2 separate regions of the Homo sapiens genome follow, and region 1 is linked to region 2. A link is an interaction called in ENCODE POLR2A ChIA-PET data of the cell type or tissue named here. Cell type or tissue: A673. All regions are shown on one strand. Each heading gives the region's core, and the rest is flanking DNA. Links, peaks and the distances in the headings are about the cores only.

The links. ChIA-PET counts read pairs that join two places held together with the same protein. Peaks named below come from ENCODE experiments on the same cell type or tissue, not always from the same donor. Only the 100,000 strongest peaks of a DNase experiment are listed, where the experiment ranks them.
Region 1: POLR2A ChIA-PET joins it to region 2 with 10 read pairs; 7 of 35 experiments call an interaction of 5 or more read pairs at or near these places.

What each region holds. Positions count from the first base shown.
Region 1 is chr1:150,913,733-150,920,924 of GRCh38, forward strand. All of the region lies in intron 1 of LOC107985204 (a long non-coding RNA gene), which reads right to left. Among named protein-coding and RNA genes, the nearest start is that of SETDB1, 9.0 kb to the right of the region's middle. RefSeq lists enhancers at 1,162-1,306, 3,209-3,353, 3,597-3,741, 4,929-5,073 and cis regulatory regions at 1,234, 3,281, 3,669, 5,001. In A673, for the core only: no CTCF peak of the experiment used is centred there; no DNase peak of the experiment used is centred there.
Region 2 is chr1:150,601,597-150,608,788 of GRCh38, forward strand. It overlaps LOC107985203 (a long non-coding RNA gene), which reads left to right. Exons shown (of 3, transcript NR_186818.1): 3 at 2,524-2,688. Among named protein-coding and RNA genes, the nearest start is that of ENSA, 24 kb to the right of the region's middle. RefSeq lists enhancers at 3,034-3,872, 6,870-7,192. In A673, for the core only: no CTCF peak of the experiment used is centred there; a DNase peak (open chromatin) is centred at 3,305; H3K27ac peaks cover 2,623 bases.

The DNA.
Region 1 (7,192 bases), core at 898-5,897, 310 kb after region 2:
CTCCAAAGTCTGAAGTTAGGGGACTTTGATAGAGTGGTGTGGTGTATGAGCCAACTGGCAGGGAAGCTTTTAAGAGAATTCACTAGAAAGAAAGGGAGCACCTAAATTGCTGAACAAGACTCAATGTGGGTTTGGCTGAAGAGGATTGGTTTTAGTACAGCAGTTGATGGAGAATCAAAGCCCTCACATCCAGCCACGATGGCCTAATATTCTAGTCAACAGTAACCTAGCATATGAGTATGAACTGAGAGCCATAACCTTGGAATCTAACTGGGAGGGTATCACTTGGGCTTATGCAGTGACTTGGACCAGCAAGTAGCCACTTCAGTGGAGACATGTATCCATGGGACCAAGCTGGACTGGGTTTTAACAGCAATACCACATGGTATAGAGACACAACTTTAGCCATGCACTGTTAGCAGAGACCTGATCATTGGTCTCTGTTTCTGACTCCTGGATGTGGGACTGCCCACTTCCTTAGCTTGAGTAAGCCTCCAGGGAAAATGGAGACAGGGGAATCAAAGCGGAAGATACTAGACTTTGCCTGCACCAGAACAAGGTACTGTATTGTATCGGTTAAGCTGGCAGGGAGGTAAAGTGAGGATGTGGGGAGGGGGACAAGAGAGATACATGATTTGATTTGATGAAAAGAAACTCAGGGCAAGGTGCAGATCAGGTGAAAAGCAGATTAGGATTGATGTCAGCTATGTCGGTGTTTGTGGAAAAGTAAAATAAAAATAAAGGCTGGGTGCAGTGGCTCACACCTGTAATCCCAGCACTTTGGGAGGCCGAGGTGGGTGGATCACCAGAGGTCAGGAGTTCGAGACCAGCCTGGCCCAACATGGTGAAACCCCGTCTCTACTAAAAATACAAAAATTAGCTGGGCATGGTGGCAGGTGGCTGTAATCCCAGCTACTTGGGAGGCTGAGGCAGGAGAATCGCTTGAACGTAGGGGTGGAGGTTGCAGTGATCCAAGATCACGACACTGCACTCCAGCCTGGGCAACAGAGCAAGACTCCATCTCAAATAAATAAATAAAGGGTTGATGTCAGCACTTGAGGACTGCAGTGCATTCCCTCCAGGAACTCAGAGATTAACCTCTCCACCACTTCTTAACATAAACTGCATGACTAACACATGATTAATGAGAGCATCAATATGCAGTCACTGGAGAATCACAGGTTTGACAATTATCTGACTTTCTCCAGTAACCTAAGAAAAGATGCATCAGTTAGAAGAAGTGGATCATTTGTGAAAGCAGAAAAAGATGAACAATCTAAAGCAAATCCACATGGAGCCAGTACGAATACTGTTCAAGAGAAAGGGGAGGCTGGGTGTGGTGGCCCATGCCTGTAATCTCAGGAGTTTGGGAGGCTGAGGTGGGAGGATCGCTTGAGCTCAGGAGCTTGAGACCAGCCTGGGCGATATAGTGAGATCTCATCTCTACTAAAAAATAAAAAATTAGCTGGGCATGGTGACCCGTGCCTGTAATCCTAGCTGCTTGGGAGACTGAGGTGGGAGGATTGCTTAGGCCTGGAAGACGGAGGTTGCAGTGAGCTGTGCTCGTGCAACTGCACTCCATCCAGCCTGGGTGGCCAGATAATCCTTGGTACGGAGATTCAGGGAGTTGCAGCCCATGGACCTTCAGTTTGTTTGGTCTTATTGATCACATGATCTCTGTTAACCTGATGTTCTTAATCATCCCTTCCACCCACCTCAAACTAACAATTTACAGGTCCAATTGGTCTGCAGAGAAGTTACATTGGGCCAGGACCCTCCCACTACTAATGTGGGTGTGTCTGGTGGGTGTTGGGGTTCTACATTTGTGTTTGAATCAACATTTTAAAAATTATTATTATAAAGGTAATACATGCATATTGTAAAACAATTTTTTCAAACATCACCTAGGGATAAAAAGGCAAAAAGTAGGTCCGGGCATGGTGGCTCACGCCTGTAATCCCAGCACTTTGGGAGGCTGAGGCGGGCGGATCATGAGGTCAGGAGATCGAGACCATCCTGGCTAACACGGTGAAACCCCATCTCTACTAAAAATACAGAAAATTAGCTGGGCATGGTGGTGGGTGCCTGTAGTCCCAGCTACTCGGGAGGGTGAGGCAGGAGAATGGCATGAACCCAGAGGTGGAGCTTGCAGTGAGCCAAGATCACCCCACTGGTGACAGAGTGAGATTCCATCTCAAAAAAAAAAAAAAAAAAGGCAAAAAGTTATTTGATTACTGCCTTGTTTCCCATTCCTTCTTTCCAAAGGTAATCGCTATAAAGTCCATTTGTGCATATATATATATATATATACACATATATCTATCCAAATATTTTCCTTTCTTTTTAATCTAAACTTTTTGAATAGGCTATCCATTTTCGTGTTTCAAATTTCTTTTTTTTTTGTTTCTTTTTTTTTTTTTTTTGAGTTGGAGTCTTGCTCTGTCGCCCAAGCTGGAGTATAATGGCGCAACCTCGGCTCACTGCAACCACTGCCTCCCAGGTTCAAGTGATTCTCCTGCCTCAGCCTCCTAGTAGCTGGGATTACAGGCACCTGCCACCATGGCTGGCTCATTTTTTGTATTTTTAGTAGAAACGGGGTTTTACCATGTTGGCCACGCTGGTCTGGAACTCCTGTCCTCAGGTGATCCACCTGCCTCGGCCTCCCAACGTGCTGGGTCAAATTTCAAAAGGTACAAAATGGTGTACTGTGAAAATTCTTACTCCTCTTCAACCTTCTGTTCTCTCTTCACAAACAACCAATGTTAACAATTTCTTTTTTTTTTTTTTTTGACATGGAGTCTCACTCTGTCACCCAGGCTGGAGTACAGTGGTGCGATCTCAGCTCACTGCAACCTCAGCCTCCAAGGTTCGAGCAATTTTCCTGTCTCAGTCTCCCGAGTAGCTGGGACTACAAGTGCCCACCACCACACCCAGCTAATTTTTGTATTTTTAGTAGAGACGGGGTTTCACCATGTTGGCCAGGCTGGTCTCGAACTCCTGACATCAAATAATCCACCCACCTCAGCCTCCCAAAGTTCTGGGACTACAGGTGTGAACCACTGCACTCGGCCCAACGTTAAAAATTTCTTGTGTATCCTTCCAGGGATATTTTATGTATATGTGAGAAAAAAATATATATTATTACCATTAGTTACACAAATGATGCTGCACTATATACCATGTTCTGCACCAATTTTTATTTAATATTGTATCTTGAAGATCATTCCACATCAATACACACACAGCCTCCTTAGCTTCTTTTTTTTTTGAGACGGAGTCTCGCTCTGTCGCCCAGGCTGGAGTGCAGTGGCGCGATCTCGGCTCACTGCAAGCTCTGCCTCTCGGGTTCACGCCATTCTCCTGCCTCAGCCTCCTGAGTAGCTGGTACTATAGACGCCCGCCACCACACCCAGCTAATTTTTTTGTATTTTTAGTAGAGACAGAGTTTCACCGTGTTAGCCAGGATGGTCTCGATCTCCTGACCTTGTGATCCACCCGCTTCGGCCTCCTGAAGTGCTGGGATTACAGGCGTGAGCCCGGCCTAGCTTTTTTTTTTTTAAACACGGTTAAAGAGTATTCTATTGTTTGAGTGTGCCATAATTTAACCAATGCCTGCCAATAGAAATTTACATTATTTTCAAATCTTCTGCTGTTTCAAATAATTATGCTGAAGAAAATAATTTAGCACTTAAATCATTTCAAAAGTATGCAAATTCAAAAGTATGTAAAAGCCAGGCACGGTGGCTCCACTGCACTCCACTTGCACCACTGCACTCCAGCCTGGGCAAGAGAGTGAGACTCCGTCTCAAAACAAACAAAGTATGTCACTTAAAGTCCTAGAAGTTGAATTGTTGATTTAAAGAATATCGCAGGGCTGGCCGGGTGCCGTGGCTCACACCTGTAATATATATATATTGCAGGGCTGGGCAGCAGTTGCTCACGCCTGTAATCCCAGCACTTTGGGAAGCCAAGGTGGGCGGATCCCTGAAGTTAGGAGTTTGAGACCAGCCTGGCCAACATGGTGAAACCCCATCTCTACTAAAAATACAAAAATTAGCCAGGCATGGTGGCAGGCGCCTGTAATCCCAGCTACTCGGGAGTCTGACGCAGGAGAATCACTTGAACCTGGGAGGTGGAGTTTGCAGTGAGCCAAGATCGTGCCACTGCGACAGAGCAAGACTCCATCTCAAAAAAAAAAAATAATAATAATATTGCAGGCTTGGCATGGTGGCTCACGGCTGTAATCCCAGCACTTTATGAGGCTGAGGAGGGAGAATCGCTTGAGGCTAAGAGTTTGAGACCAGTCTGGGCAATATAGCAAGACCCTAAGACCCCATCTCTAGTGGCATGTGCCTTTCAGGAGGCTTAGGCAGGAGGATCCCTTGAGCCCAGGAATTCAAGGTTATAATGAGCTAGGATTATGCCACTACACTGTAGCCTGGGAGCCTGGGTGACAGAGCAAGACACTGTCTCTAAAAAAACAGAAAGAGTATTGCTGAATTTACAGAATTTTTGAATGAGTTGCCAACATTTTAAACACACTTTCATACAAAATATAGATGTTTAAATTCACTTGAAAAATGGGAATATCTAATAATACTGTATCCCACACGACAAAAATTAGCTGAAACTAAGTAGCAACTGCTCCCTGTAGGTGAGATATGGACTACCCAAGTGGCCACAGTCCTCACCTGCCCCACTTAGCTCCTTTACATTACTTTCCTCGTGTCTGCAACCTTTGAGCTTTTAATCCCTGAAAAGTTATTTAGTTTTGATTCTGAGATCACTCAACAACCTTCAGATTATAATCTAATTTCCTTTGAGTCTGTGTGCAAAGAAAGGATCGGCCGGGTGCGGTGGCTCATGCCTGTAATCCCAGCACTTTGGGAGGCCGAGGCGGGTGGATCACGAGGTCAGGAGATCGAGACCATCCTGGCTAACACGATGAAACCCCCGTCTCTACTAAAAATACAAAAAATTATCCAGGCATGGTGGCAGGCGCCTGTCGTCCCAGCTACTCGGGAGGCTGAGGCAGGAGAATGGCGTGAACCTGGGAGGCGGAGCTTGCAGTGAGCCAAGATAGCGCCACTGCACTCCAGCCTGGGCGACAGAGCAAGACTCCGTCTCAAAAAAAAAAAAAAAGAAAGGATCATTTGGCATTCCAAGGTATTGACCCCTATGCTGATTTCTCAGTCAAGTATTAAGAACTATGTGGTTGTGAGCCGGGCATGGTGGCTCACATCTGTAATCCCAGCACTTTCGGAGGCTGAGGCGGGCGGATCACTTGAGGTCAGGAGTTCAAGACCAGCCTGGCCAACATGGTGACACCCCGTCTCTTCTAAAAATATAAAAAAATTAGCCAGGTGTGGTGGTGCACGCCTGTAATCCCAGCTACTAGGAAGGCTGACACAGGAGCAGGAGAATCGCTGGAACCCAGGAGGCAGAGGTTACAGTGAGCTAAGATCATGCCACTGCACACCAGCCTGGGTAACAGAGCAAGTTTATTATTTTATAGTAATAACGGCAACAAATCGTGTATTACAATAATTTGTAAATTTCAATAATGTAAGTCACTTATGCAGGGTCTAATCACTTCTGACTAGAGTTAGTCTTCAGAGCTGAGTGTGGTGGAATGCACCTATAGTCCTAGCTACTTGGGAGGCTGAGGCAGGAAGATCTCTTGAGCCCAGGAGTTTGAGACCAGCCTCGGCAACACAGCCAGACCTCGTCTCAAAAAAAAAAAAAAAATTCTGATTCAGTGTATCTTGAGTGGGACCAGAAATTTAAAATTTCTAACAAGCTCCCTGATTGCACACTGAGTAGCAAGACCTTAGAAGACACCTCCTGAGTTCCCTCTGCTGATATCTACAGGACTGACCACTTCAGCCTTCTCAGGGCAATGAAGAAATCAGACTAGAATATGACGAGCCAAAATAGCATTATTTCTCATCAACATTCCCCATTCCTCATTCCCCACCCCACCTGCTCCTAATAATGGAAAGTTGAAAGAATGTAACTAGTAGAAATATAATTCAATCAGAGCAAAGATAAAGGGAATTTTTTTATTCATTCTATATCAAGGACCACCAGATGTGCAGGGGCAATATATCAGGCGCTAGGGAAAACAAAAATGATTAAGACAGGATCTTAGCCTTGAGCTGTTCACAAACTAGTAGAGGAGACAGGCATACAGTGATAACTCACAAGTGGCATGAACTACAATAATGGAAGTACAGAGGTAGAAGTTAATTCTTTAGAGGATGAGTGACGGTCTAGGACACTGATTCTTAAATTCTGGTCTCAGGATCAATAGCATGGGCATCAATCACCTGGGAAAATGTTAGACATGCAGATTCTCAGACTGCATCCAGACCCGCTCCAGCATTGGGTGTGGGGCAGCAATATGGTTTAACAAGCCCTTCTTGGCCGGGCACTGTGGCTCACGCCTATAATCCCAGCACTTTGGGAGGCCGAGTCGGGTGGATCATGAGGTCAGGAGTTTGAGACCAGCCTGGCCAATATGGTGAAACTCCGTCTCCACTAAAAATACAAAAAGTAGCCAGGCGTGGTGGTGCGTGCCTGTAGTCCCAGCTATCAGGAGGCTGAGGCAGAAGAACCGCTTGAACCTGGGAGGTGGAGGTTACAGTGAGCCGAGATGGTGCCACTGCACTCCAGCCTGGATGACAGAGCAAGACTCCACTCAAAAAACAAAAAAGAAAGAAAACAAAAACAAAACAAAACAAAAAAAACAGTCCTCCAGGTGATTCTGATACATGCTAATGCTTTTCAATTCCCAGTCTAGGAAAACTACTCAGAGAAGACATTATTTAAACTTTAGACAATTAATATTTTACTAGACAGAAAAAGGGAGGGAAAATTATAGGAGGTGGACCATGATAAATAAAGATGTGGAGATACAAAAGTGAAATATATAAATTTGTTAGGGAAACAGCACATAATCAGAAGTGTGAAGAGAGGGGTGGGAAATATGGCCAAAGAGGTAAATTGGGGCCAAATTATGAAGAGCCTCAAATTTTATACTGTGGAGATAAACTTTATTTTGTAGACATAAAGAAAAAAGTTTTAAAGCAGGGTATATGACATGATCAGAACTATATTTTAGAGCTACATATAGGAAGAATCTACAATAAGGCCTACCAATCAGGAGGTTACTTTATCCTGGCAAGAAGCA
Region 2 (7,192 bases), core at 1,327-6,326:
ATGCAAGTTCTCTGAAACATGTTAAGGGTAAAAAGAAGATCTGGAATAATACAAACCATGTGATACTTTTTTTTTTTTTTTTTTTTTTGAGACAGGGTCTGGCTCTATTGCCCAGGCTGGAATCCAGTGGCACTATCATGGCTCATTGCAGCCTTGACCTCCAGGGCTCAAGCAATCTTCCCACCTCAGCCTCCCTGTAGCTGGGACTACAAGTGTGTGCCACCACACCTGGCTATTTTTTAGTTTTTGTAGACACAAAACTATGTTACCCAGGATGGTCTCAAACTCCTGGCCTTGAGTGATTTTCCTGCCTTAGCCTCCCAAAGTGCTGGGATTACAGGTGTGAGGCACTATGCCCGGTTCATTTATGTTTTAAAAGTCTCATATAACTAGCCGGGTGTGGTGGCTCATGCCTATAATCTCAGCATTTTGGGAGGCCAAGGCAGGCAGATCGCTTGAGTCCAGGAATTCAAGATCAGCCTGGGCAACATGGCAAAACTCTGTCTCTACAAAAAATATACAAAAATTATCCAGGCGTGGTGGCATGTGCCTGTAGTCCCAGCTACTCTGGAGGCCAAAGTGGGAGGATTACTTGGTCTGGGAGGCAGAGGGTGCAGTGAGCCAAGATCATGCCACTACACTCCAGTCTGGGCAACAGAGTGAGACCGTCTAAAAAAAAAAAAAAATTCCCATATATTTCTACATGTAAATACATAGAAAAAGGGCTGGAAGGATATATAATCAATATTAAACAGTGTTTATCTCTGGAAGGAAAGGACCAGGACTTGGAATAATGGCAAGGAAGCCTTGTTTGTAGTTTTTTTTTTTTTTTCATCGTTTTTGAGGAGTCTCACGCTATCGCCCAGGCTGGAGTGCAGTGGTGTCATCTCAGCTCACCGTACCTCCGCCTCTCCGCCTCCTGGGTTTAATCGATTCTCCTGCCTCAGCCTCCTCAGTAGCTAGGATTACAGGTGTCTGCCACCACGGCCAGATAATTTTTTTTTTTTTTTTTTTTTTTTTTAGTAGAGACAGGGTTTCACCATGTTAGCCAGGCTGGTCTCAAACTTCTGACCTCAAGTGATCGGCCGGCCTCGACCTCCCAAACTGCTGGGATTACAGGCATGAGTCACCAAGCCCGGCTTTTTTTTTTTTTTTTTCTTTTTTTAATTTTTTTTTTTTATTATACTCTAAGTTTTAGGGTACATGTGCACATTGTGCAGGTTAGTTACATATGTATACATGTGCCATGCGACCGGCTTTTTTTGTTGTTGTTGTTTTTTGTTTTTGAGTTGGAGTCTTGCTCTGTCATCCAGGCTGAAGTGCAGTAGCATGATCTCGGCTCACTGCAACCTCCACCTCCTGGGTTCAAGCCATTCTCCCGCCTCAGCCTGCCGAGTAGCTGGGACTATAGGAGTACACCATGCCCAGCTAATTTTTTGTATTTTAGTAGAGATGGGGTTTCACCATGTTGCCCAGGCTGGTCTCAAACTCCTAAGCTCAGGCAATCCGCTCACCTTGGCCTCCTAAAGTGCTAGGACTACAGGCGTGAGCCACCATGTCCAACCTGTAGTTTTGTTTTTTTTTTGAATGAAGGTTTTTAATGTTATATGTTGTATAAAATTAATGCATTAATTTATTATTATGAAATCAAAACAACCCTACCTTACCCCGAAAATAACACCTGTAGGTTTTTGTCAGTTGTCAGATGGGCATCTTGCTATGTTGCCCAGGCCGGTTTCAAACTCTTGGAGCTCAAGCTACCTTCTGCCTCAGCCTCTAGAGCAGCTAAGACTACAAGTGTGCACCACCATGTCCAGCTTAGGTGTCAGTTTGATATGAGTCAGTAGCATAAGTAGTAAAGAAAACCTAAGGGGGCCTTGGGCTCTCCTACGGTCCAGGTCTACAAGCAAGCAGGTAATGGTTTAGTTCTATTTGGCTTGGTGAGGCCACATCTGGACCAAAGTTAGACAGGCACACTGACACATTTGAGCTCATCCAGAGAGTAGACAAGGTGATGCCAGGAGTCCACACTATGTCAAGGAGGACTAGCTAAAGGGAGGGAAAATGTTTAGGCTAGTAGATGTAGAAAGAGGTGGTCCTCAAACTCTTGACGTTTTCATGAGGGTGAAGATAGTAGATTTCAAGACACTGGAGTTATTCAAGAGACTAAATATTCACTTTCCAGGGATACTGTGAAAAAGATTCACTGAGGAGGCATTCGTTGGAACTAGATTTTTTTTTTTTTTAAGAGACAGGGTTCTGCTGTGTTACCCAGGCTGGTCTCTAACTCCTAAGCTCAAGAGATCCGCTTGCCTCAGCCTGCCAAAGTGATGGGATTACAGGGTAAGCCACGTGCCTGGCCTGGAACTAGATTATCTTAAAGTTAGTTTCCAACTAACTTTATTTCAATTTATTTCAAGTTTCCTTGAAATAAATTGAGTTTTCAATTTATTTCTGGTTCCTTGGCCTCAACCAGATTTATTGAAATTTAAGTCCCTAAAACTGTCTTTTGTTTTATTATAGAGAGGATATTAACCAGAAGGTTACATACTACAATCTGGAAGGAATAATCTCAATATCATGAGTGCCAATTAAGTGCCTCAGAGAATACAAAGGTGACCATAACTGGAATGCTTAACAAGTACCAACTGAAGAAATGTAATGAAAATTAAAGTTTAATTTGTTTTCCCCTGTCTCTGCACAATTTATTTCAGTGGGAGAGGTTTTCCTCAGATGTGGATCACCTTTAGGTAATAGTCTTTGCAACCACTTTAAGTAGCAAAACATACTCTTGGTCCGAAATATATTAACACATCAATTTTCATCATAGGTAAGAATCTCTCTACCCCACAGCTAGGGTCAACAGAGCCAGCCAGCTCGCCTCTGTGAAAGAGGGGGTAGTTGGCTTCTCTCCTTTTGCTACACTGATATTTCTAGGAATGGGGCAGAATGAAGAGGAAGGGTTATTAGTGGCTTCATGCTGTCTAGGCCTGGCTGATGTTAAGAATTATCTCATGAGCATTTGTATGGCTCCATCAGAGGCTTCCCTGGGGGCGCTTTCCAAAGGCAGTGGCAACTTCCTGAAGTGAGGTGATGTATTCTATTTCTATAGCCACCACTCTCTCATTATCCTTTTGTTTTCCAGTGTTCTTTTCCACATGAAGAGCCCCACTATGCATCCAGGCAGTTCTCTTGAGTAGGATTTAAACTGGCTCCACACATGGTCCACAGGATTCATGTATATCTGACCGTTTATCAGAAGCCAGTGTGGTGACTTCCAGGATGTGACTCTCTACTTTGTTACATCAGGCTCTGTTGTTAGTCAGCTTTTGCCTTGAAATTCCTCTACCGTGAGTCATACACAGTCTAATGATTATCCCTTACCCAAGGACAAATACAAAATGTTTCAGTGGTCTTGAAGCCACTGTCTCTAGGATTGAGAAGATAGAATTACTCCTCACCTCATCTCTTTTTTTTGGGGTGGGGGATGGAGTTTTGCTCCCCCTGCCCAGGCTGGAGTGCAGTGGTGCGATCTCAGCTCACTGCAACCTCCACCTCCCAGGTTCAAGCGATTCTCCTGCCTCAGCCTCCTGAGTAGCTGGGACTACAGGCACCCGTCACCGCGCCTGGCTAATTTTTTTTATTTTTAGTAGAGACGGGGTTTCACCATGTTAGCCAGGCTAGTCTCGAACTCCTAACCTCAGGTGACCTGCCCGCCTCAGCTTCCCAAAGTGCTGGGATTACAGGCGTCAGCCACCTCACCTGGCCCTTCCCCACCTCTTCTCTTTGGGATTGAATAGGGCTCACAGCATGGTAGTAGCTCTCTCCAAAGAAAGCTCTTTTATAAACCCAATCTCCGCTTTTTTGTTGTTGTTTTTTTTTTTTTTTTTGAGACAGGGTCTCACTCTGTGGCCCAGGCTGAAGTGCAGTGGTATGATGATGGCTCATGGCAGCCTCAAACTCCTGGCTCATGTGATCCACCTGCCTCAGCCTCCTGAGTAGTAGCTGGGATTACAGGCATGCACCACCATGCCTGGCTAATTTTTTTTTTTTTTTTTTAGATGTATTACTCTTGCTCTGTCGCCCAGGCTGGAGTATAGTGGTGCGATCTCAGTTCACTGCAACCTCCACCTCCCGAGTTCAAGTGATTCTCCTGCCTCAGCCTCCAAAGTAACTGGGATTATAGGCGCCCACCACCACACCCTGCTAATTTTTGTATTTTTAGTAAAAACGGGGTTTCACCATTTGGCCAGGCTGGTCTTGAACTCCTGATGACCTCAAGTGATCCGCCTGCCTCAGCCTCCCAAAGTGCTGGGATTACAGGCATGAGCCTCTGCCCCTGGCTTTTTAATTTTTTCAAATTTTTTATTTTTTTTTTGAGACGGAGTCTTGCTCTGTCACCAGGCTGGAGTCCAGTGGTGCAATCTCGGTGCTCACTGCAATCTCTACCTCCCAGGTTCAAGTGATTTTCCTGCCTCAGCCTCCCAAGTAGCTGGGACTACAGGCACGTGCCACCATGCCCAGCTAATTTTTTGTATTTTTAGTAGAGACAGGGTTTCACCATGTTGAGCAGGATGGTCTCGATCTCTTGACCTCGTGATCCGCCCACCTTGGCCTCCCAAAGTGCTGGGATTACAGGCTTGAGCCACTGCGCCCGGCCTAATTTTTTAATTTTTTTGTGGAGACAAGGTCTCACCATGTTGCCCAGGTTGGTCTTGAACTAGCCTGAAGTGATCCTCCCACCTCAGCCTCCCAAAGTGCTAGGATTACAAGAGTAAGCCACTGCATCTGGCCTTCTATCTTCACTTTTCATACTCTTGAAATGGGTGAGGGGGTTCAAGAGTTGTGCAACTGGTTCTTGGTAAGTTCCTTTAAAATACTGCATTTACATCTGCTGTCTCCCTTTGGAGTTTCATATCTATTAGATCTTGATACCCCAGCTGAAACATCCAGTTTAAGATTTTGTTAAGTATAAAACATAATCTGCTTTATCAATCCTGCTTTAAATCTTCCCTCATTCCTTATCTGAGGCTATGTGATTTAGTCACACCTCACAAGCCAAGCCCTAGGCCTAGGCCATCAAGTTGGTATGGCATGATCTGGTCATGCTCTCCTTTACTGATAAAGAAAACCAAGCTAAGGCCAAGGGCTCACTATAACAAACCTACTGCCCATGAGAGGGATAAATCAGGAGTCCCTCTTGGCTCCAAACCTAGTTCTCTATACGGATGTATACAGAGCAAAGTGATTTGGTCAAGTAGCCATGGGCTTTGGAGTCTGTCATTTATCAAGTGATCTTAGATGAATTATCTTTTCTCAGCTTCATTACAATTTTGTAAAATAGGGCCGGGCGCCGTGGCTCAACCCTGTGGGCATAAGCCTTTGGGAGGCTGAGGCGGGCAGATCACTTGAGGTCAGGAGTTCGACAGCTTGGCCAACATGGTGAAACTCCATCTCTACTAAAAATACAAAAATAAGCCAGGTGTGGTTGCGGGTGCCCATAATCCCAGCTACTTGGGAGGCTGAGGTAGAATAGAACTGTTTGAACCCGGGAGGTGGAGGTTGCACTGAACCGAGATTGCACTACTGCACTCTAGCCTGGATGATAGACTGAGACTCTGTCTCAAATTAAAAAAAAAAAAAATTATAAAATAGCCTCACCTTTCAATTTGAAATTTATTTATTTATTTTTTGAGACGGAGTTTCCCTTTTGTCGCCTAGCCTAAAGTGCAATGCCACAATCTCAGCTCACTGCAACCTCCTGCCTCCTGGGTTCAAGCAATTCTCCTACCTCAGCCTCCCGAGTAGCTGGGATTACAGGTGTGCGTCACCACCAGCTAATTTTTGTATTTTTAGTAGAGACAGGGTTTTACCATGTTGACCAGGCTGGTCTCAATCTCCTGACCTCAGGTGATCTACCCGCCTTGGCCTCCCAAAGTGCTGGGATTGTGGGCATGAGCCACCATGCCCAGCCTGAAATTTATTTATTTTTTTTAAAGTCAGTCTCTGTAGAGACTGTCAAAAATTGCCAATGCCAACTATATTGTAAGTTACCACAGTGGGATATGTGAAAATTCTTTTTTTTTTTTTTTGAGACATGGTCTCACTCCATCACCCAGGCTGGAGTGCAGTGGCAAGATCACAGTTCACTGCAACCTCGACTTCACGGGCTCAAGTGAGCCTTCCATGGCATGTGCCACCATGTCTGGCTAACTTTTTGTAAAGACGGGGTCTCTCTAAGTTGCCTAAGCTGGTCTCAAAACTCTTAGACTCAAGGGATCTGCCTGCCTTGGCCTCCCAAAGTGCTGGGATAACAGGTGTGAGCCACTGGGCCTGGCCCAACAGAAACCTTTTCTTTTTTTCTTTTGAGACAGAGTCTCAACTCTGGAGTCTCACTCTGTTGCCCAGGCTAGAGTGCAGTGGTGCAATCTTGGCTCACTGCAATCTCCACCTCCCAGGTTCAAGTGATTCTTCTGCCTCAGCCTCCTGAATAGCTGAGATTACAGGCGTGTGCCACCACACCCGGCTAATTTCTGTATTTTTAGTAGATGGGGTTTCGCCATGTTGGCTGTGCCGGTCTCGAACTCCTGACCTCAGGTGATCCACCCGCCTTGGCCTCCCAAAGTATTGGGATTACAGGCGTGAGCCACCGTGCCTGGCTTGAAACTTTTTTTGAGACAGAGTCTCGCTCTGTCGCCCAGGCTGGAGTGCAGTGGCGCGATCTCAGCTCACTGAAAGCTCCGCCTCCTGAGTTCACACCATTCTCCTGCCTCAGCCAAGTAGCTGGGACTAACAGGCGCCTGCCACCACACTCAGCTAATTTTTGTATTTTTGGTAGAGACGGGGGTTTCACCGTGTTAGCCAGGATGGTCTCGATCTCCTGACCTCATGATTGGCCTGTCTCGGCCTCCCAGAGTGCTGGGATTATAGGCGTGAGCCACTGTGCTTGGCCTGAAACGTTTTCAATTAGCAATAATTGTACATTGGACAAACCTCATTGGCTATGATACTGCCACTGCACAAAACTTAAAAAAAATTTTTTTTTTTGAGACGGAGTCTTGCTCTGTCGCCCAGGCTGCAGTGCAGTGGCAAGATCTCGGCTTACTACAAGCTCCGCCTCCGGGGTTCACGCCATTCTCCTGCCTCAGCCTCCAGAGTAGCTGAGACTACAGGCGCCCGACAGCACGCCCGG